6 separate regions of the Homo sapiens genome follow, and all the other regions are linked to region 2. The links are chromatin loops, found by intact Hi-C in ENCODE. Cell type or tissue: heart left ventricle. All regions are shown on one strand.

Region 1 (4,000 bases), 230 kb after region 2:
GCCTCAAGCAACTCTCCTGCCTCAGCCTCCGAAAGCACTGAGATTACAGGCATGCGCCACCATGCTCGGCCTTAAATCTGCTTCTGAAAATATCCAGGAAGTATCTTCCTCCCCATGTACACAAAGCTTCAGTTTGCAGAACTGTTTCAAATAAAATGAATCATCCCCATGCACCGATTCCTTAAATCCAAGTATGAAGAGAAATTAGCCCTTTAGCTTGGTCAGTTACATCGGGGAGACAGCAGCTTGCTGGTAACATTAACCTAAACCAGCAGTTAGCCAAAAAACCCAAAATACATCTCAACCTTCCACTGGCCTCAGGCTAAAATAAGAATTAATTCAGTGTTGCAAATGAATAAGGCAGTGACCACAGAAGCCTTCTAGCAGCTGAGAAGGCTAAACAATCCCGTTCCTGGACCAAAATCATTCTGTTGAAATCGGAACATTATGTTTTAAAACAAAATTGTAATAATAATATCATTTCAGATTTACTTTTACCTTAGAAGTTTATTCTATAATGATGATACTCAGCTTATATCTAATACAGACTTTAACAGCTGGCCATTTAGTCAAAACGTATACTGTTCCATGGGTGGAAGAATGGACAAACAAAATGTGGTCTATTCCATACAATGGAATATTACTTGTCAATGAAAAGGAAATTTTGACATATGCTACAACATGGAAGAACCTTGGGGATGGTATGCTACGTGACATTAGACAGTTACAAAAGGACAAATGCTGTATGATTCAACTTATATGAGGTACCTGATTTGTCAAAATCATGAATGCAGAAAGTAGAATGGTGGTTGCCAGGGGGTGGGGGAGGGGAGACTGAGAAGTTGCTGTTTAATGCATATAGAGCCTCTGTTTTGCAAGATGAAACAAGTTTCTGGAGATTGGTTGTATGATGTGAATACACTTAATGCTACTGAACATTACAATGGTTAGGATGGTAAATTTTATGTGTATTTTACCATAATTATCAACAACAACAAAAACCCAAAGTGTATATTGTGCATCTCCCATAGCTATGGGACATCCCTGTGGATGTGTCCATCGGCGGGGACAAAAAGATACAGGGTTGAGGTCAAAATGCAGGCCAGGGAAAGAGGAAGATAGGACAGTCCGAACAGGGGCGTCACAGCCAGAGAGGCTGATGGCATGGAAGAGGGCTCCCCATGGACGGGAATGCATGTGCAGAAGGCATCTTGGGTGGGAGTTGTCGGAGGCAGGCAGGGAACCTGCCTGGAAGTGAGACTTCCATGCCTTCAGAAAATGCATCTCACCTGGTTTATTCCTGCACAAGCACACACTCTTTCCAAACTGTCTGAAGAGAATGAGCAATGCTGTATGAGGCAATGAAAAAATGAAAACAAACCCAGAAGCTGCTTTTTAAAAAGATAATATACAGATATATGTGTTCTTACATATGACACGGTCAGCAGTTCTTATACGAATTGTGGCTTTTTTTTTTTTTTTTTTGACAGGCTCTCCCTCTGCCACCCAGGCTGGAGTACAGTGACGCAATCATGGCTCACTGCAGCCTCGACCTCCTGGGCTCAAGTGATCCTCCCGCCTCAGCCTCTTGAGTAGCTGGGACCACAGACACACACCACCACGCCAAGCTAACTTTTTGTATAATGAGAGATGGGGTATCGTTATGTTGCCCAGGCTGGTCTCACACTCCTGGGCTCAAGAAATCTGCCTGCCTCGGTCTTTCAAAGTGCTGGGATTACAGGCGTGAGCCCCTGTACCTGGCCTAGGGATAATTTTTTAAATAAGCAAATGAAGACACACAGTGAAAAGAGTTGCACTCTTTCTGCTTTAACTGAAGATATCTTGGTTACTGTGGACAGTGAAAATTTACTAATATATATGCTTTTTTTCTCAAGTCTTCTGAATTTCCTGGTGCATAATGAATGTATTTGGGGATCAAGCCGGGGTCAGAGTGGTTTCTGTTTGTTGGCACCTCTGAAATGGCTGGATTGGTGTTGATAAGGAGATGGTGGGGAGGACCTTCAGCCCCTACATGCTGGTCGCTCAATCACAGACCCGTGGAGTTGGGGACAGAGTGCTCTGGCGCCACCTAGAGCCCGCCTACACTCCCGGTCCCTCTGGCTGAGTTTCAAGGGCTCCCAGAAGGACTTGAGTAGACTGAAGGCTGTGGTGTTTCCTCCTGCACAAGCCACGCACTCTTTAAACACTTTAAACCACCTTGTCCCTAGAACCGTGGGTCTCATGTGCAGGACAGACATGTTTCTGTGTATTCCCTTTCATCCTGCAGACTTGACGAGTGCCTTTCTTTCCCCAGTCTGCCTGGTTTTGTGATCATTCTCCCAAGCCATTATCATTTAAAAATTTTATTTATTTAATTCAAAAATTTTTTAAAGAGATGAAGTCTCATCATGTCACCCAGGCTGGTCTTGAACTCCTGGGCTCAAGCAATCCTCCCACCTCGGCCTCCCAAAGTGCTGGGATTACAGGCATGAGCCACCACACCCAGCCCAGGCCATTATCATTCTTCCAAAACATAATGTTTAGCCAATGCATACTATTCCTTTCATATAACAAAACACCATGGTATCGACAATATCGAGTTTTCTGGTACTCCAGATGGAATGATTCATTCTAATGGTGGGTTCCCCTGAAATCCCTTCCCCATGGATTGTATACCAAACTTCATTGAAACTTACTTCAATTTTTTAGAGTAATTTTATATGCTAGGTAGTGTTTGGGTTTTTTTTTTTTTTTTTTTAAAGGACAGGGTTTAGAACACAAATATAAAAAAATGCTAGGATGTCATTGAACATTAAGAACAACAGCTGTATGTTTGAGCCCAGGAGTTCAAGGCTGCAGCGAGCTATTATTGCACCACTGTTCTTCTGCCTGGGTGACAGAGCAAGACTCCATCTCTAAAAAAAAAGAAAGAACAGATTAGATATCAAATATCCTGTTTTATTTTTAAAAGGAATTATTACAAGAACTGCTTCAATGAAATCTTTATTATTCACAAAGAGCAGAATTCCTTCCCTTCCCTCAAACTAAAAAAAAAAAAAAAAAAAAAGAAAAGAAAAAAAAAATCACGAGTGTTGGGTTATTTTCCTAACCTTTTAGAAGAAAGCAAAGAAGCACCTCCTCCCAAGACAAATAGTTTGTGTTTCGTGCCCCCAGCTAACTAAGTGCACAGTAAGAGCACTGGCTGGAGGCCAAGGCAGGGTCTGGGAGGGGAGGCGCCTTGGCCTGCTGGGAGCCTACGGTCTGAAACACAGGCCCACCTGGTCCCCCTGCCTGGAAACTGCGATGGGGGGCGGGGGGTGTTGGTGGTATTACATACGTGGGGGGCTTTTGGCCTACACTGGGAGCTGAGGAACGTTTTGTGGGAAAACAGATAAATAATAGTTTCTAAGGGCTTCTTGGAGATAAGGAAGAGCAGGTTTTGAAAGAAGAGTCTGCAGTTGGAAAGGCCTTGCAGATACCGGTCCAGGATGGGAAGCCCTGGAAACAGTCTGGGGGCCTCAGGGACTGTGACAAGCTTCCTGATGTCAGACCCCAGGGTCTGGGGAGAAGGGAATTTACCTGGCAATTGCTCACACTCTTCTAATCCTTTAAACAAAAACCACCTCTCTGCAAACATCAAATGAACCCCAGCTCTGACTCTGCTTCCTTCCTTTTCCTGCCAATCCTCCGGAAGGCTTCTTCCTCTCCCAGTCTGCCTGCACCTCCTGCCAGATCAGTCTCCCTGCATGCAACACAGCCCTGGCCAGGTCTTGCCCTCACTCTAGAACCATCAGCTGCTCCCAGTTTCCACAAAAGGAAGTCCATGCTCCTAGGTTCTCTGTGGTCTAGTCCAGGGGTTCTCAGAGCATGCTCCCTGGGCCGGCAGCGTCTGTAGCATCTAGGGTCTTGGCAGATAAAGCAAATTCTCATTTCCCCAAGACCAAGGAAGTCTGGGCTGCAGTGGGACAGGAGTGTCTGCACCACCTGAGCAGCTGTGTGT
Region 2 (4,000 bases):
GCTGTAGATGCCTGCAGGGAAACAGCACCAGGTAATGAGCCTAAGCACCTGCAACCAACCCAGCCCAAGGCGCAAGTCTGGCCACGTTTCTCTCTCATCATTGCCATAGAAGTCAATACAGAGAGGAAAGAAATGAAGGAGCTAATCCTCGAAGCCCAGGCTGAGTCACTGGACCCACAGGGTGGGTGGAAGTAGGAACTGCCAGGAGGAAGTCCTGTCGGCAACTGCCCCGGCTGAGAAAAAGCACAGACTCCACGCTCCACACCCCGGACACCTGCCCTGGGGCTTCAAGGCACAGAGGTGGACCCTCAGGAGCAGTGCCAGGGAGACAAGGGTCAAATCTTCCCCATGTTCATGTGAAAATCTCTTTACTCCCTTTTCATCATTCAAGACAGACAGACACTAAGAGCCAAGGATGTGAACAGTGCTTGGTAAAAAGGAAGAAAATACAGTCAAAACCACAGCATAGCAGAGCTGCCAGGTGGCATATGACAGCAACGAACGCCATTACATTCCAGAAACAAACACATACAGGGAATGAACAGTGAAAGCTTCTAGGAAAGTTCTTAAACAGCTTGAATATTAACAATGAGATAACAATAAGGCCAATTGCCAACTTGTGTTGAAGCACAGCTATAAGATAACCGTCGTTGGCCACACCCCAGCCATCCTGAACACATCCATCCACAGCACAAACGTATGCCTGGGGCCTGAGCAACAACGCTGAGCAAGGGGACTCCCAAGGCCACTTACAGTGAGCACTTCTGTCGAGCCGCATGAGGAGATAAAAAAAAAAAAAAGCACAAAGTGAAAACACTGCAGAATTTAAGCCAACAACATTAAACAGAATATCAATATCATAAAAACATCAATATGAGCAAAGTCAAGATTTTTACAGGTTTTGATTAGCAAATACTAATGGGTAGATGAAAATAGCTAAGTATTTCATAATCATAACACATTTGACTTTTAAAATCCAGGGAAGACAAAACTGTAACAAAAACGTAAATAGTATGAAAAATCACAGTGTATTGCCCCACTCCTCTGACCTGCCTTCTGTTTCCTCCGATTGATTGAAAACACAAGGAAAAAATCATTCAGAGGCTGGTTTGCAAGTTTGGACAACTTTGATTTTTATCTTACAAAAATTTTGTCTTACTAAGACTTGCTGGGGGCCAAACTTAGACTGCAGTGTTCCCAGCACAGCTGATACATGATGGGGCAGGGGAGGCGAGGAGCCCCCCCTGTGTCCATGCCTGAAGCTGGCTACCCAACCCGGCCCTCTGGGGACACCCAGCAGGGTCAACTATTTCAAGTTTCTAAGGATACAAATAAACGTGTCCTTAGAACAACATAATACATATGTGTCCTTGAAACAATGTAATATATGTAACATATAAAACCATCACCAGATGGCAGTATCATAAAAAGCTACCGCTAGGCGGCAGTGTCACGCAAGAATCCACCACCGATGTCATATAAGAATCTACCACCAGATGGCAGTGTCACTCAGGAATTTATTGGCGGTGTCATATAAGAATCCGCCACCAGATGGCAGTGCCATACAAGAATTCATCACCAATGTCATATACGAATCCGCCACAAGATGGCAGTGTAATACAAGAAATAATCACGAATGACATATGGCTCCACCACGAGATGGCAGTGTCTACACACGTAAGCAAATACTTCCCAGTCCAAGAAGTTTCAACCATTATAGCATCTGCCACGGAAAGCAAAGGAAAAAATAAAGAAACCAGGATGTGAAATTAAGTCAGCGCTTCTCCCTCCCACTCTGTCTCTCCTCTGACCCAAAGTGGCCCTTGGGCCTTGTGCAGATTTTATGCCTAACTAGACTGACATTCTGGAATCTCAATCCCTTAAGGAGAAGGTGGTGGGAGAGAGGAGGGAGACTAAGAAAGAAGTCCTAATTGGATATTTCTTTTCTGACTGAACGGAATAAACATGGAGCAATCAACCTGTGGTTATAAAGAGGAACAAAGCTAATGAAGGATACCTGCATATATGGACTTCAGAAACAATGTATCTGGGGATACCAAAGTGTGTTTGCAAACACAGGGGCAGACACCAAAATAGAGATGCCAAAAAGCCCTGGGGCAGTCTCAGAACATGATGGCCTCTGGTTACGCACGTAAGTGCCAACAGACTACTATTTTATAGAGTGATCAACCTATCTATTGATCTACCAATCCATCTATCTCTTGGGTAACAGAATGGTGGCAAATGGAAGGGGTCACAAAGATCACTGCATTCAAGGGTGGAAAAGGTGAGACTCAGTCCAGGTATGTGTTCAAGGTCACACAGCTAGAAGTGGACAGGGCAGGGAACAAAAGCCTGGTCTCCCAGCTGCTAGTTTGAAGCTGTTTCCACTACACCACACTGGTTCTGCTCTCTAGTTTTATTTCTACCCCTTGCCGCATAAATACTCCATAGTACGTGACTAGGGTTTCTCAGCCTCAGCCCTCTTGACATTTGGGGCTGGACCATTCTCGAGGGGGAGGGGGTGCTGCCCTGTGCATGCCAGGAGCATCTCCCATCCCCTAGTTGTGACAACCAAAAATGTTTCCAGACATTGCCAAGTGTTCCCCAGGGGCAGGACGCAAAAACACCCCTGGCTGAGATCCACTATGCTGCACAAATTATCTAGTGTTTGCCTAAATGGAACATTTAAAACATTTTTGCCGTGCAAATAAAAGTCAATTAAATGGGCTGAACTTCAGGAACGGGAGACCTTGTTCTTGATCCTCTTTAAAACCAAAGGAAGATAAAGTTGCCATGGGTGGCTGAGAAAAGCACATGGGGTCAATATTCCCTTCAATAGCAGTTTGGTCTTCCAAGCAGGCTACAAGCTGAAAGACCCCAGCTCCGAGGAGGAGCTGAACCAACACCAACTGAATGGATGAGGCTCCACGGAGCTCCGTGTTTTTCCATTTGAAGAATCACCAGAGAAACCAAATCAGTAGAAATGACCGATACTTACAGGCATGTCTTTTGAAATTACACAATTATTTTCACTTCCACATTTGATAGACCTATGTTCTTGGAAACTATGAAAACTATAAAAGATAAAGAGATGTCAAAGCAACAAAAGAAGTCAAGATTTCCACTAGCTACAACCAGACACCTGTTGGCATAATGGTCTCAGGCGGGCACACACTGACGGTTCCATCTCGGCACGCACGCTGCAAAGGTCATGAAGGCCCTAATCCATCTCCAGCAGCCTCTGAATGTGGAAGCCTGTGTAGTTCTTACCCTAGTTTTCAACAATTAAGTATTTTTTGAAAACAAGCCAAATACCTAGGAAAGACAACTTTGTCAATTTCAATGATCTTTCCCCAACACAGATCAGAAAGAGCAGGTGTGTGCTCTTCCCGATCACATCAATATTCCTAAACGTAAAGCTCACCATGGACCTGGAAAGCCAGCCATCCTCACTCTGGACCCCACAGTTTCCGCCCTGCAGGTAACCCTCGCCCCGCAGGAGGCCACATCCGCACTTACTTCCACCCACGGGAGCGCTGGCTGGTGGGGGTCCTCGCTCGTGCGGCCCTTCCCCATCCCCGGGGACCCCGTGTGGCTGAAGGGCCGCCATGCCTGGTAAGTCTTCGTCCCCCATAGCCGAGGCGTGTGCCCGCAGTCTGTCTAGGGCGCCCAGGCCTGGCCCCTCACAGCTGTCCGCCAGCTGCGCCAGCGGCGAGTCCCGTGAGGCAGGGAGGAAGGGCGTGTCCAGGGGCGAGCTTGGGGGCGACAGCGAGGACAGCGAGGAGCGGGAGGACAGCGATGCCAGGGACTGGGGCGTGTCCAGGGACCGCCTCTGCTTGTGGAAGCCCGAGGGGCCTGGGGGCTCTGAAAAGGGAGCATCTCGCCCCAGAGAGTCGAAGGGAATGAGGTCGAAGCGTAGAAGCTGGCTGCCCTCAGCGTCGGGCTTCTCGTACTGCGGGAGGCCGTAGATGTCCGTGAAGCTGACCGAGCTCAGGGA
Region 3 (4,000 bases), 1.4 Mb after region 2:
GTTACCTTTAACTTTATAAAGAGATAGTATATCTTACCATGTGTAGTCTGTTGGCATTTTTTTCACATACTGTTAAGGTTTTTGTTTAACATATGCATTTCTGTAGTTAATTTTAACAGCTGTACAATATTTCAGTATGTGAATGTGCAAGAGTTTATGCAGCTGTTGTCCTATCGATGGACACTTTATTGGTTTCAGGATTTTGATAACGTGAGCTGTGCTGCTGTAAAGTTGCTTGGTCAAGACTTTGATAATATATATGCGGTAGCTTCAGTTGGGTTGCACCAGGAGTGAAAATGAGGGATCGTCATCTATGCGGGTGGTTGGTTTTTTGGTGGTGATGTCCGACTCTTTTCCAGAGTCATTGCATTAATCGATACTCGCACCAGCAAAGTATCAAAGATGCTTTGAAGCCAGGTGCAGCGGTTCATGCCTGTAGTCCCAGCTACTCAGAAGGCTGAGACAGGAAGATCGCTTGAATCCAGGAGTTTGAGACCAGCACGGGCAATAGTAATACCCCATCTCTAATATCTTAAAAATAAAAGATGCTGTAGAGCCATACACTTTCAAAGAAGTTAGCATGGTCAGACTTCTAAATTGCAGCTGAATTAGCATGGTCAGACTTTTATTAAATTGTTGCCAAAGTAAAAAATAACAGAGAGTGTGGGCTTATTTTATATTTTTTCCAATCACCAATGATGCTAAACATGTCTTTTAGAAACACGTTTCTTCCTCTGTCCATGCCTGTTTATAAGATTTTCTCTTTTTTTTTTTTGTTCTGTTTGTGCTCTTTTCTTTTCATGTGTAGGAATTAATTCCATATTCTTTATTCCAACACTTTGTCTGGTGTGTATTGTGAAGGCATTTTCTACCACATTGTAATTAGTCTCTTTTCTTTCTTTAAGATGTCTTTGGTAAACAATATGCCTTAATTTTAACATGACCAAGTGGATTGAAATTTTCTCTCTCTCTGTTTTTTGTTTGTTTGTTTGTTTTGTTTTGTTTTGTTTTTTTGATGGAGTCTTGCTCTGTCACCAGGCTGGAGTGCAGTGGCATGATCTCGGCTCACTACAACCTCCACCTCCCTGGTTCAAGCAATTCCCCTGCCTCAGCTTCCTGGATAGCTGGGATTACAGGCACACGCCACCATGCCCGGCTAATTTTTTTTTTTTTTTTTTTTTTTTTTTTTTTTTTGTATTTTTAGTAGAGACGGGGTTTCACCATGTTCGCCAGACTGGTCTCGAACTCCTGACCTCAGGCAATCCTCCCGCCTCGGCCTCCCAAAGTGCTGAGATTACAGATGTGAGCCACTGCGCCCGGCCTCTCTATCTTTTTTTAGTTAATGCATTTTGTGCTTTACTTAAGAAGTATCTCTCTAATACTAAATTCATCTTTGATCTGACACCTGATTTGTCTCTCAGGTAATGGTTTGAGGATTTCCTTCCTTGCTTCGCTGGTCCTCTTCAGGCTTTGCTGGAGGATAATTCATTATTGCCATCTTAAGCTTTGTCTTCGAAGGTGTCTTGTCTATGAGGGAACTTCAGGCTCCAGTGTCAACTCTGACTTTGGAAGCAAGTTCTGGGGCTTTCTCCCAGGGTAGCCCTTTGGTGCCCCCTGCTGGCAAGTGTAACCAGGACAGCCAGCATTAAATCAGCCAAACTACTAATACATTCTGGGAAGCAGAGAGAATGTGGTCTGATGAATTTTGGGTTTAGGCCTCCATAATTTCAGATAACGTTTATGCTATTCGTAAATTCTTATATCATACTTCTGAACACCTAGAGTAAAAATTACATATTGAATACAACAATTAAGAAGTTGTAAGAAAAAAAGAGGCCGCAAATTGAGGAGTGTCGAGTATTTCCAGTTCCAGGCAAATAATTTGTTGAGCGCCTATCAGAAATAGCCATCAGCCATAAGAAGTGGAGATGGACATGGACATGTAAACAAAGACTTGATAAGGCGTGGCGAACATAATAAAAATGAACAGCATGAAGAAAATACTCAGGAGGTGTCATCTGAGAATGTTAGAAAAGGCTGCCCATAGGACAATACAGTTACCTAAGGTGGGGACAATAATACATTTCTCAGTGCACCAGGGTTGGCAGGCCAAGAGGAGAGACGACCATTTCAGGGGAGAGAGCAACATCCACCACTGGCATGGGCATGGAGTGACAGCGTGAAGGCGCCAGCTGTTTAGTTCTTCCGTAGCGTGGCTGACACTGATGGGTCTGGGGAAAGATGAACTTTGAGGAGGGAAGACATTATAAAGCAACTCTTACTGCATGATAAACAACTGTCACATCAGCAGGGGGGATCCAGCCATGATTTTTAAAGAGGGCAACAATAATAGCATATCCTAATTTTAGAAAGACGTGATAAGAGCTAACACTTCCGGTGGTGTTCACCGATATTAACTCAGTGAATACTTATGACACCACAAAGTTGGTATGTTTTTCCCATTTTCCATTTGAGAACACTGAGCTACAGAGAACATATATAATATCCCCAAGTCCACACTTCTAAAAGCTTCCACAGGGTCGACTGGGGTTCATACCCAGGCAGTCTTTTGCAGGCTCTATGCTTTCAGCAGCTTTTATTTAATTGACCGTCTTGGGTACTTTTGCAATAGGCCAGGCACGCTTCCTGCACTGGGCAATGGGGGCTGGGTTCCTGAGGCAGGATTGTGCGTGTGTCTCGCCCTTGGAAACGCCCAACAGGGAGTTGGTCTTACGTAGCGTAGTGAAAGCTCAGGGCAGAGGTGGTTGAGAGAGACACATGCAAATCTTACAGCTCTGCAGAGCAACTAGGGAAAGGCCCCCAAGGAGCCACTCGTAGACACCGCCTCTTTGCATAGCTGCTTGACCCAAAGCAGAGTCTTCATCTCTGGGAAGGAAACTCAGGGTCTGTGGTGGGCCCCGGTCAAAAATAAATGACCCACACCTGGGCCAGAGCCCCTCACCCAAGTGGACACCAAGTCAGGACTGGCAAACGAGATTCTGGTTTTCACAGCATAGAGAGAAGACAGAGCCCCAGTACTGACTGGGCTCTGTAAGGTAGAGCAACAGTGTCCTCAATTCCTGCCACATGGACTTCTTTCCCATGCAAAGCCTCCTTGTCCAACTTGCCCTTCGATTCTATCACATGGAACAGATTATTTCAAGAACAGTGACGAATCCAGAAGGATGTAAAAAGAGGCTCCAGGGAAAAAAACTGAGGAAGAGACATGGGAAATCTAGGGATATGTGCTGTTTAGGAACAGGAGTTTCAAAGGAAGGGGTCTTGGGAATAAGTCAGTTCCATAAGCTCAACAAGGTAAGAGCAAAGCAGATGGGGAGATTTTTGTATCCTCAGCAAGAAGTAATTCCCTTGTCTGCTGAGTGGCTTGAAGACCACTGAGTGGGAAATCTTCTGGTCCAAAATGACAGAAAAGACCCGTGTTCTACTTTGAAAAAATGAACAACGATAATGAGGACAGGATATAACTGCTAATCTAGAATTCTGTTGTAGAAAGAGTATTCTCCAAAAATAAAAATGAAACAAAGACATGGCAATGCATCCCCTCAAAAAGAAATCTGAGGCCGGGCATGGTGGCTCACGCCTGTAATCCCAGCACTTTGGGAGGCCGAGGCGGGCAAATCACCTGAAGTCGGGAGTTCAAGACCAGCCTGGCCAACATGGAGAAACCCTTTCTCTACTAAAAAACACAAAATTAGCCGGACGTGGTGGCGCATGCCTGTAATCCCAGCTACTTGGGAGGCTGAGGCAGAAGAATCACTTGAACCCAGGAGGCGGAGGTTGCGGTGAGCCGAGATCGCACCATTGCACTCCAGCCTGGGCAAAAAGAGCGAAACTCCATCTCAAAAAAAAAAAAAAAAAAAAGGAAATCTGAGAAAATCTGTTTCCAATAGAACCATACTAATATATATATACAGTTGCATATATTTAACTTCTTCCAGCAGAAGGAATGATCCCAGATGGAAACATGGAAATATAAGAA
Region 4 (4,000 bases), 130 kb after region 2:
GATTCTCCTGACTCAGCCTCCCGAGTAGCTGGGATTACAGGTGCCTGCCACCATGCCCGCCTAATTTTTGAATTTTTAGTAGAGACGGGGTTTCACCATGTTGGCCAGGCTGGTCTCGAACTTCTGGCCTAAGGTGATCTGCCCACCTCGGCCTCCCAAAGTGTTGGGATTACAGGCATGAGCCACCGTGCCCGGCCACAAACTTTTTTTTTTTTAAATTTTAAAAAGCAAACAATTGTATGGGGTGGCACATTTTGCTTTAAAAACATGTCATTTCCTGTTTCCAGCACACATCTGTGAACATGAAGATAATTTCAGAGTGTTAATCTTGGTTATACCTGAGTAGTGCCACAACAGGTGATTTAGAGTTTTATCCTATTCTGTATACCAACTTTGCAATAAATATATAGTAATTCTTTCATAAAAATTAACAATATAATGAATAATTTGCTTGTGCAAGTAACATGTCAAAATAAACAACTGAGCAATGAACAGCAATAGTGTTCAATTTCAGGACAAATACTGTACTCGGAAGGGCTTATGCTGCCACCTTGCAGAAGAATGCTTTATGAATGTAGAGTAATTTATAAAATCCAGATGTGTTCATTATTTATAACTTTTATTAAAAATTCATACATGCTCAGTATAGAACAAAGAATCCATAAAAGTACAAAGAAAGAAAAAATTACCCATAATTTCACTTTACCATTGACTCAAGATTCTGAGTTCCTAGGTAGGAGAGATACACAAATCAGGGTATAATAGTTCTCTCAGTATAAAGTCAGCTTTTCTGCTATTTAGGTGCTAATCTTGGACATGGTTCTTATACTTGATTCTTGCTTTGTTTACCTAAAATCAAGTTTCTTCATTTATACAAATATCTAGTAGTTTGACCCTTTGACCCTGTTCAGATATTCAGATATCTTGGTTGCTTTAATTTCTTTTCTTTTTTTTTTTTTTTTTTTTTTGAGACAGAGTTTTGCTCTCGTTGCCCAGGCTAGAGTGCAATGGCTCCATCTCAGGCTCACCGCAACCTCCACCTCCTGGGTTCAAGCAATTCTTCTGCCTCAGCCTCCCAAGTAGCTGGGATTACAGGCACCCATCACCACATCCGGCTAATTTTGTAATTTTAGTAGAAATGGGGTTTCTCCATGTTGCTCAGGCTGGTCTCGAACTCCCGGCCTCAGGTGATCCACTTGCCTCGGCCTCCCAAAGTGCTGGGATTACAGGCGAGAGCCACCACGCCTGGCCAGTTCTTTTCTTTTCTATTAAAAATAAATGTTGCCATGAACATCTCACACACACACACACACATACACACACACACACACACACACCCACAGACATACCTTGGATATATTGCAGGTTCAGTTCCAGACCACCAAAATAATGCAAATATCTCTATAACCTGAGTCGCATATTTTTTTTGGTTTTCCAATGCATATAAACATTATGTTTACTCTATATTGTAGTCTTCAGTGTGCAATAGTATTATGCCTTAAAAAAATGTAGTATCCTAAATTAAAATTACTATATTGCAGGCCGGGCGAGGTGGCTCATGCCTGTGATCCCGCCACTTTGGGAGGCCTAGGCGGGAGGATTGCTTGAGCTCAGGAATTCAAGACCAGCCTGGACAACATGGCAATACCCCATCTCTACAAAAAATACAAAAATTAGCCAGGCGTGGTGGTGCACACCTGTAGTCCCAACTATTCTGGAGGCTGAGGTGGGAGGATCGCTTGCGCCCGGGTGGTTGAGGCTTCAGTGAGCCGTGATAGTGCCACTGCACTCCAGGAGTCTGGGCGAGAGTGAGACCTAGTCTCAAAAAACAAAAAACACTTTATTGCTAAAAAATGCTAAGGATCATGTGAGCATTTAGTGAGTTGTAATCATTTTGCTGGTGGAGGGTCTTGCCTTTATGTCGCTGGCTGCTGACTGATCAGGGTGGTGATTGCTGAAGGCTGGGTTGGCTATGGCAATTTCTTAAAATAACACAGCAAGGAAGTTTGCTGCATCAATTGGCTCTACCTTTCACAAAAGATTTCTCTGTAGCATGCGATGCTTTTTGATAGCATTTTACTCACATTAGAACTTCTTTCAAAAGTAGAGTCAATCTTTTCAAGCCCTGTTACTGGTTTATCAACTAGGTTGACATAATATTCTAATCCTTTGTGCAAGTAACATGTCAAAATAAACACCTAGTCAATTAACAGCAGTAATGTTCAATGTCAGACCAAATACTGTGTTCTGAGACAATTTTTGCTATTTTGACGTGCTTATGCTGTCACCTGGTGGAGAAATGGAAGAATCCCACTAATTTATCAACTAAGTTTATGGAATATTCTAATCTTTTGTTGTCATTTCAATAATGTTCACAACATCTTCACCAGGAGGAGATTGTGTCTTAAGAAACTACTTTCTTTGCTCATCCATAAGAAGCAACTCCTGATCCAGGGACAATGGCTCACACCTGTAATTCCAACACTTTGGGAGGCCAAGGCAGGAAGGTCTCTTAAGCAGGAGTTCGAGACCAGCATGGACAACAAAGTGAGACCCCCATCTCTGCAAAAAAAAAAATAAACTATTAGCCGGGCATGGTGGCACATGACTGTAGTCTCAGCTACTCGGGAGGCTGAGGCTATAGTGAGCCGAGATCACACCACTGCACTCCAGCCTGGGTGACAGAGTGAGACCCTGTTTAAAAAAATTAAAATAAAAGTAGTACTTGGATATTGTTTTTAAAAAGAAAGAAAAAGCTCAATCAATGCATGGAGTATGAACAAGTAAATAAAAATCACCTATAATTTCATCATAGTTAACATTTTAGCCCATTTCCACCCCATCTTTATCCAGCTCATATTTTTCAAGCTGGAATCTTCTTTTATATGCATTTTGGTTTTTGTTGTTCTTTGCTCTGTATTTTTCCCATTTTATTATGAACCTTTTTTTTTTTTGAGACAGGGTCTCACTTTTTCACTCAGGCTGGAGTGAAGTGGCGTGATCATAGCTCCTTGCAGCCGTTAACTCCGGGGCTCAATAGACCCTCCTCCCTCAGCTTCTTGAGTATTTGGGACCACAGGCATGCAACACCACATCCAACTAATTTTTGTAAAAATTTTTAGTAGAAACAAGGTCTCCTTATGTTGCCCAGGCTGGTCTTGAACTCCTGGGCTCCATCGATCCTCCCGCCTCAGCCTCCCAAAGTGTTGGGATTACAGGCGTGAGCCACTGTGTCCAGCCAAAAACTTTCCCATATTAAACAAGGTTGAAAAAATTTTAGCGAACAACTCAAATACCACCCAGATTCTCTCATTAACATTCTACTGTATTTTCCTTTTTCTTTTTATTCATTTTTCTGCTCTGATAAGAGGCAGATTACTATAGTCTTTTTCATGTACCTATTCATTTGTTCATCCCTCTATCCATCCATCAATCCATCTTATTCTTTCATACATTTCATAGTAAATTGCAGACATCAGTACACATCCCCCTAAGTTTTCAGCAAGTATGCCACTAACTAGAGATTGATATGTGTTTACACTGGTTTTCTTTGGATATAAACTTTACACTTAATAAACTGTAACAATCTTAATACATGCAGGTTTTGCTCATTTTTTGCATTTGCCGATTTTCATAAACATTTTGCTTAGCATCACATTAAGCCAACAAATTAATCTCAGAAGGTGGAACAACTTTGCAAAATTTAATTTCCCCATCTGGGACTGGGGACATGTCTCCATGGCTTCTTTTGGCTCTTACTAAGGTTGAGCAGTTTGCAACATACAGGGTCTTGCACATTTCATATTAAGCTTATTGCTAGATATTTGGGAGTTTATTGCTTTTTTGTGTGAAAGTACTCTGTTTCAATTCTAATTTCAAACTGGCTCATTGTGTAGGAACACGAAAAGATTGTTGATGTTTGTGTATTTAGTATCCAGCTATATAATTGAACTTTCTGTTGTAGTGTAATAACTTTTCTTGGACTTTTTTTAGGTATAGG
Region 5 (4,000 bases), 120 kb after region 2:
CAGACACTGCGAAAGGGCTGAGATTGTCCCCTCTTGCCAGGGAACGAGGTAGCCTGTGCTGGTTCCATGCACACATCTGACCAAAGATCGCAGGGCTCGGTTCAGAGACACAGACTGTGTGTTCTTCACAGCAGAAAGCAGTAGCTCTGCAAGCTCCTGGGTTGGTCCCCACCATCCCGATTCCCATGGGCCACGCAGAGGGCCAGGTGCTCGCCTGCAGCTGTGCAGGTTGCGCCGCAGGAGGGGAGCCCTGAATTGGGAGCTGGAGCTTTCCTTGAGGTGACTTCATGACCTGCCGTCCTCCCCTCCATAGACATGACCTGGAATGTCACTCGCTGCCCAGGGGCTGAGGGAAAAGCTCTCTTGGGCTGTAACGCTGGAAGGTAAGCCCTTATCTCCTGGGAGGGGACAGAGAAGGCTTTAGGATGTGGGAATGCCTCTGCAGAGGGAGACGATCTCTATCTTTACTAGATGCTATCTGTAGCTCCCAAGACTGGTGGCTCTCCAATCAGCACTGACCAGAGCTTCTCAGGGCCCTTTGCTCCCAGCAACCAGACTCTGTGGGAATGCTGAGACATCTAGGGAGAATGGTCACCCAACACTTTTGTTTGCCATTTCAGGCCTGGGGTGCTGAGATGTCGCCCACTGTTGCCAGCCATTCGTACTGAAACAGCCCTCGTTGGTTGCCCCCAACCTGCTCCTGCTTTTAGAAATATAGTCGTCCATCTCTCTGTATCCACAGGGTGGTGGGAGATGGGTTCCTGGATGCCCCACAGATCCCCAAATCCAAGGATGCTCAAGTCCATGATATGAAATGGTGTAATATTTGCATATAAGCTAGGCACATCCCCTGTACACTTTAAATCATCTCTAGATTATGTATACTATTTAATACAATGTAGATGCTATGTAAATAGTTGTTGTACTGTATCGTTTGGGGAATAATGACAAGAAAAGGTCCGTGTATGTTCAGCACAGATGCAACCGTCTGAGGTCTAACTACACAGTACACATCAGCCACAGTGGAACATTGTGGACCGCAGGAGGGTGAGGCAGGAGGCAGGGGGATTGCTTGAGGCCAGGAGTTCAAGACCAGCTTGGGCAACATGGTGAGACCTCATCAACAGCACCACCACCACCGCCACCACCACAACAACAACAAACCAATGAAACATTTTTTGGAACTTTTGTTTGAATTTTTTCAATCCCTGGTTGATTGAATCTGGGGATATGGAATCGGTGGATAGGGAGGGCCCCACACAGCCCCTTTGTTAAACTCACCTTAAATTACTCAGTTTGCACGTGCCACGTGCTTGCTGTAGAGATCCTCTCCGGATTAAGAATATATTTTTAAAAACTACAAATCAATGGGAAAAAGACAAACCTAACGGGATGAGAAGCAAAGGCTCTGGGTAGGAAATTCACAAAGACAAAACCTTGCTAGCCAATAAGCATAAAAAGATGCTTGACCTCAGAGAGGCCAAAGCCGAGTCTCATACCCCACAGTAGTGGCGAGAATGTGAGGAAATGGGATCTCATTCGCTACTGGCAGAACTGAAATCCGAGGCATTATGGAATGCGATTTGGCAGTATCCTGGAAACTGCAGAGGCTCAGCCATTCCTCCGCTAGGAGTGCCAAACGCCGCACGTCTCCATTCAATCCTGCTCTCCGCGCGCCCCCTGGTGGCACTAGTCCGCACCTGCCCCATCCCAAGCGCATTGATTCCCAATGATTGGAAACAACCAAGTGTTTGTCAATAGGAGAATGTGTTAGTAAAGTATATTATATTTATAAATTATATAGTAGGACAGCAAAAATCAGCTAGGTCTAAGTCAACATAGGTAAATCTCTAAATCATAATGTTAAGTGAATAAAGGATATGCTCTTGTGAGTATGTGTGAAACTTTAAAACTCAGAACAATACTGTATTGTTTAGGAAACATTCTTTTGTAGTTAAAGTCTGTGATCAGGGATAGGGAGGATAAACACAACCTTCAGATTAGAGGTTACATGTGGGATGGAAGGATAGGAATCAACTGGATAGAGGAACCATTCAACTCTACCTGTAAACTATTGTTTCTTAAAAATGTCTGAAGCAAAGATGGCAACAAATTAACACATATTAAAATGGAATAGTGATTCACTGGGTGGCTGTAATATTCTCATATATATATATATATATATATACATATATATATATATATATATGTAGAGAGAGAGAGATGGAGTCTCGCTCTGTCGCTAGGCTGGAGTGCAATGGCGCAATCTCGGCTCACTGCAACCTCCAACTCCCTGGTTCAAGCAATTCTCCTGCCTCAGCCTCCTTAGTAGCTGGGATTACAGGCACGCGCCACCACAGCCAGCTAATTTTTTTTTTTTTTAGTAGAGACAGGGTTTCACCATGTTGGCCAGGATGGTCTCGATCTCCTGACCTTGTGATCCGCCCACCTCGGCCTCCCAAAGTGTTGGGATTACAGGCGTGAGCCACCACGCCCAGCCGACAACACTTTTTTAAAAAAATTTGTCCCCCTCCATACAATTGGTTTTTAAATTTTTTTTATTTTTGTGGGTATATAGGCACCTAGCCTCTTCTCTGTATATTTTATATATGGGAAATCTTTTATAATTTAAGGACAGTTAAAACAGCCTAAATGACTAATTTAAATCAGTGCAACAAGTCACAGTGCATCAACAGGATGGAATACAGTGCACCTTTTAGAAATCACCATATCAAAGAATTTAGGGATACTGGGAAAACGCTCAAGATACATTCAATGTGAAAGGATAGATTAGAAAACAATTGTTAAGTGAAATAAGCCAGGTACAGAAAGACAGACTTTGAATGTTCTCACTTATTTGTGGGAGATAAAAATCAAAACAATTGAACTCATGGTCACAGAGAGTAGAAGGATGGTTACCAGAGCCTGGCAAGGGTAGTGGGTGGGGAGTGGGATGGTTAACGGGTACAAAACTATAATTATTAATAGAATGAATAAGATCCAGTATTCGATAGCACAACAGGGTGACTACAGTCAACAATAATGTATTGTAGGTTAAAAATAACTAAAAGAGGCCGAGCGCGGTGGCTCACACCTGTAATCCCAGCACTTTGGGAGGCCGAGGAGGGTGGATCATGAGGTCAGGAGTTTGAGACCAGCCTGGCCAATATGGTGAAACCCCATCTCTACTAAAAATATAAAAATTAGCTGGTTGTGGTGGTGTGCGCCTGTAGTCCCAGCTGCTCGGGAGACTGAGGCAGGAGAATCGCTTGAACCGGGGAGGTGGAGCTTGCAGTGAGCCGAGATCTGTCTGCCACTGCACTCCAGCCTGGGTGGCAGAGTGAGACTCCGTCTCAAAAAACAAAAACAAAAACAAACAAACAAAAAAACACAAAAGGAATATAATTAGATTGCTTGTAACATAAAGAAATGATAAATGCTTGAGGGGATGGATTCCCCCATTACCACAATGTGATTATCATGCATTGCATGCCTGTATCAAAATATCTCTTGTACCCCATAAATATATACACCTACTATATACCCACAAAAATAAAAAATATTTAAAAACCAATTGTATGGAGGGGGACACATTTTTTAAAAAACAGTGTTGTTGGCCAGGCGTGGTGGCTCATGCCTGTAATCCCAGCACTTTGGGAGGCCGAGGCAGGCGGATCACAAGGTCAGGAGATCGAGACTATCCTGGCTAACACGGTGAAACCCTGTCTCTACTAAAAAAATACAAAAAATTAGCCGGGCGTGTTGGCGGGTGCCTGTAGTCCCAGCTACTCGGGAGGCTGAGGCAGGAGAATGGCGTGAACCCAGGAGGCGGAGCTTGCAGTGAGCCGAGATCGCGCCACTGCACTCCAGCCTGGGCGACAGAGTGAGACTCTGCCTCAAAAAAAAAAAAAAAAGTGTTGTTTTTCTCTTTCCCGACATAAAGATAAACATAAAGATAAATAGATAAATGTCAGATCCTTAACCTTGGCTATACCTGAGT
Region 6 (4,000 bases), 1.3 Mb after region 2:
GGTCTTCTTCTTGAGTGATTCATACACCACATCCTCATTTTAAAGATAATCCTAATTAACAAGCAATAATAACTAATCAATGATTATTGTTTTAATAAACACCTATTATGCTTAATATGTGCTAGATTAGGCAATTTCATGCTGGTTTCCTCTTTTAGTACTGAGAACCAGGTGGGTGAATAATTCCTTTTCTTAGAAAGGAAGCAATTGAATAAGATATTGAGGTTTTTTGTTTTTTTTTTTTAAGAGCCTATAAAGTTTATGCAACTTCAAAGTAACAGATCTCACTGGCTTCACAGATACAAACTTTTTCAGGTTAATTCTGAAAAGTTAACTAATTGTATTTTTGCAACCAACTATGGAATATACGTGAAAAGAAAAATTGTTTTCCTCTCTTTAACGTGTATGTACATTTTTCATGTAATTTGTATATGACTACATCTCCTTATCTATATATTAGTCTTTCATGTAAGTATATTAGGCTCAGGTAAAGCTACACAGTTTGTTGTTTAAAGAAAGAAAACCTTTAAATTAAGCCATAATTTGCTGATATTATATGCTAGCTTGGCAATTTCGGTAATTTTTTCCCTCATTTTTCTTTTCATTGTTTGTCAATATTTATATGGATTACCTACCTATGTGTTGCTGCCTTAGTAAATAAGAAAAAAAATAATAATTATAAACTGTTTTTAAGTGAACTATATGGGAAAAATGAGTCACATATCTCAAGTGTAAAGAGAAATTTCTGATGTAAATATCTGTGCCTATTGTCATACTGATTTTAAAGTCTGCCTGCCCGATATTGGTCACTATAGAAACACCGTTTTTTGTCTACTTGTATATAGATATATATATGTCTCTGTATGTGTGCGTGCGTGTGTGTGTGTGTGTGTGTGTGTGTGTGTGTGTGTATGTGTGTGTGTATGCCCTAGAACATGGAAATACTGCCATCTGGTGTTGTATATCTTATACATTATTCAACTGCCCTTAAGAAAATTTGAAATAAATCTTCAGATTTCTAGCCCTTGGGTTTTGTTAAGTAGGGAAAGCTCTTAGTCTCAGATAAATGACCTCTTTTCTTTCTCAAAGGAAGAGGATTATGAACTGTATATGTTAAATTCACTTAATGAATATTTAAATTAAGAATCCAACAAAGCAGTTATAGGATCATTTCTCTTCGTACAAAAGGATCCTTCTTTGAGTCTGACAATGCAAAAATCTTTTTGCTTTGATATCATTGCATGAAAATGTTATTCAGTTAACCCAATAATTTTGTAATTATTATTTAAAAGCTTTTAATATCATGATGACTATTTGGATTTGTAAAGTTGATGTTCAAAATGCTTTTAGGCTACAAGAGACAGAAAGGGGCTTATGACCTTCAAAAGGGAAGGGATTTATCACCCACTTGTCTGCAGGCCCCTATGGCTAAAGGGGGAACCTTAATTAACTTCCTGAGAGCTCGATTTTAGGGAATTGGATCAGCTCTGTACAACAGTGGTATTCAAACATTTTTACCTGAATACTCTCTAAAAGAATCTTGCCAACCTGTGCATCTCCCGGCACATTTTAGTTACATCTACAATTTGACATCATAATTTTAACTAGATGGAAAGAATGAAATTTCTGGCATATTCCAAATGTAAATATTTAAAGACAGAGCTGCAACATCACGCTTTTAAACTTTTCCGATGTAAGCTAATTATCATAACAGTTTGACACCTGTTATAGTTAATTAAAATCCCTAAAAATGCTCTTCTTTAACAGGGGAGAATTTTCAATCATTTGTTTTTTTCCTTGGGGTTTAATTTCTATTCTGCTCTCCTCAGACAATTTTATCTTAAAGTTATATTATTTGATATTTGAAAATCTTTTATTGATAACTTATTTTACTTACCTAAAACAAAACTGCATCAAATTGTAAATATTTACTTTTCAAAAATTCTTGCAACCACAAGACTCTAAGAGTTTAAAAACTTTCCTGTAGCTTGTGTTATTAATACATTTATTATTATCACATAGTTAATCAAAACAACATAAGATACAGCATTTAAAATATAAGTATATATGATTAAAACATAAACATTGATCATTTTTCAATAAAATTCATTGACATGAATCTCTTAATGGGATCAGTGGAGGTTTCCTCCATTTTTCTGTTATTATTTATTTACATATTCATATATAATGGTCTCTCACCTTTGGCACTATTGACATTGGGGGCTGGATAATTCCTGGAGGGGAGGGAGGACTGTCCTGTGTATTCATTGTAGGATGTTTTGCTGCATTCCTGGCTTCTACCACTAGATGTCAGTAGTATATTCCTAGTTGTGGTGACCAAAAGTACCTCCACACTGCCAAATCTTCCCTGAACAATCCCCCTCCTCATGAGAACCACTATTGACCATTCCTTCAATTTGGAGAACACAAAGATTTGGAAACACTGAATTTCAAAGGGATTTATTACTCATTACTATGAGTATTAATTTTACATGTTAATCTTTCCTATAGAGGGATTTTTTTATTCCAATAAACACAGGGTTGAGAACAATTGTAATATTGTTGAATTATAATAAGCCTTTCCCAAGGTGATATTTTTTAAAATAAAAATCTACTTTATGCATGTTTTTGTCAAAATCTTAGATCTATGTGCAAGGCTTTCCAATATATGGGAAATTTCAAATTAGTCCTCTTTTCAGTTAGCAAATCAGTCCTCTTTTCGAAGTACTCAGGCCAGGCATGGCTCACGCCTTTAATCTTTGTACTTTGGGAGGCCAAGGGGAGAGGAATCCTTGCTGCCAGGAGTTCGAGATCAGCCTGAGCAACACAGTGAGATTCTGTCTCCACACACACAAAAAATTTTAAATTAAGAAGTGAGCCAGACTTGGTGGTGCTGTAGTCCCAGCTTCTCAGGAGGCTGAGGTGGGAGAATTGACTGAGCCTGGGAGGTCAAGGCTGCAGTGAGCTATGATAGCACCACTGCACTCCAACCTGGATGATAGAGTGACAAAACAAAAACAAAAACAAAACAAAGTACTTAACCATATCAGACCTCCTTTTGTCAAAACAGTCAGGCTAAATAGTTCAATTCAAATAAATGAGCTACTATGCCTTTCATAAAACATGATAAGACCTACTGAGAAATAGATTACAATAGACATTTTTATAAGACTGATTAACAAAAGCAATCAACAGCTAATTAAATGAGCCTATCCACTTTTTATTATAGACTACATAAACAAGAATAAATCTGTATGTTGTTCCGCATTTTAAAATTTGCAGTATTGTAGTGTGATGTAAAAAACTACAAGTTCTTATTAAGCAGGGAATATGATAAATGGCATAATATTCTTTTGGTAAATATGGGTGTTGGTGTTAGGCTTTTGGGAATAATTAATTAAGGACCATCTATAATAATTCAGACTTAAATCTACTAATTCTGTTAGGCATTATGATCTTACTTTTCCTGTTTGTTGCATAAAAAAAATAAAGAATACAAAACTAAAAGTTAATCAGCCCAGTAGCCCATATAATTTTATGTGCTATTAATGGGAGAATATTAAACATTTTATAAGATGAAATAACATGGGATCGACTATAATTTAAGTATATATAGTATTATGTGTTTTGGTAAATTAGGTTTCCATTGGTATTGAACAACACATGAAATCTAAAAGAAATCATGTAGAATATTTTTATTCTGCATGTTTTAATCCAAAGTAACATGAAGATCTGGTAGATCCATACATCATCAGTTGCATTTGATCAAATCAGGATTATTAACCCATACTAGTTCAGGCCTTGAAGGTGCTTTGTTTTTATTATTATATGGCTAAAGGTATTCTTCTTCCCAATAAATGACACCATTGGACTGTATGTTGAGACCTGAAAAGAATTATTTACATTGCAATCCTTAAGGAAAATGACTTTTCTAGTTCAACATTTCTTCATATAGCTCTTTTTGCTTTATTACTGGACTCTGGTGAGATGATTGAGGATG

Evidence for each region. A loop is a pair of places that touch in the nucleus more often than their neighbours do. Peaks named below come from ENCODE experiments on the same cell type or tissue, not always from the same donor. Only the 100,000 strongest peaks of a DNase experiment are listed, where the experiment ranks them.
Region 1: it touches region 2 in a loop (4-fold over the local background); 64 of 110 quality-filtered maps call a loop at or near these places.
Region 3: a loop joins it to region 2, with 6 times the contacts of the local background. A loop is called at or near these places in 20 of 110 quality-filtered maps.
Region 4: it touches region 2 in a loop (13-fold over the local background); 105 of 110 quality-filtered maps call a loop at or near these places.
Region 5: a loop joins it to region 2, with 13 times the contacts of the local background. A loop is called at or near these places in 105 of 110 quality-filtered maps.
Region 6: it touches region 2 in a loop (8-fold over the local background); 14 of 110 quality-filtered maps call a loop at or near these places.

The regions. Positions count from the first base shown.
Region 1 is chrX:9,883,436-9,887,435 of GRCh38, reverse strand. The region is part of intron 2 of SHROOM2 (shroom family member 2); the gene reads right to left. Among named protein-coding and RNA genes, the nearest start is that of CLDN34, 82 kb to the left of the region's middle. In heart left ventricle, a CTCF peak has its summit at 2,082 (motif pointing left); a DNase peak (open chromatin) is centred at 2,075.
Region 2 is chrX:10,117,212-10,121,211 of GRCh38, reverse strand. It overlaps WWC3 (WWC family member 3), which reads right to left. Exons shown (of 24, transcript NM_015691.5): 12 at 3,523-4,000. Among named protein-coding and RNA genes, the nearest start is that of CLCN4, 38 kb to the left of the region's middle. RefSeq lists an enhancer at 1,489-1,783. In heart left ventricle, CTCF peaks have their summits at 1,292 and 1,520 (motif pointing right); no DNase peak of the experiment used is centred here; H3K27ac peaks cover 506 bases.
Region 3 is chrX:8,740,941-8,744,940 of GRCh38, reverse strand. No RefSeq gene overlaps it. Among named protein-coding and RNA genes, the nearest start is that of ANOS1, 11 kb to the right of the region's middle. In heart left ventricle, a CTCF peak has its summit at 1,616 (motif pointing left); a DNase peak (open chromatin) is centred at 1,620.
Region 4 is chrX:9,987,249-9,991,248 of GRCh38, reverse strand. No RefSeq gene overlaps it. Among named protein-coding and RNA genes, the nearest start is that of CLDN34, 22 kb to the right of the region's middle. In heart left ventricle, a CTCF peak has its summit at 2,305 (motif pointing left); no DNase peak of the experiment used is centred here.
Region 5 is chrX:9,993,617-9,997,616 of GRCh38, reverse strand. No RefSeq gene overlaps it. Among named protein-coding and RNA genes, the nearest start is that of WWC3, 20 kb to the left of the region's middle. RefSeq lists an enhancer at 1-101. In heart left ventricle, a CTCF peak has its summit at 1,678 (motif pointing left); a DNase peak (open chromatin) is centred at 1,656.
Region 6 is chrX:8,813,938-8,817,937 of GRCh38, reverse strand. No RefSeq gene overlaps it. Among named protein-coding and RNA genes, the nearest start is that of FAM9A, 15 kb to the right of the region's middle. In heart left ventricle, a CTCF peak has its summit at 2,303 (motif pointing right); no DNase peak of the experiment used is centred here.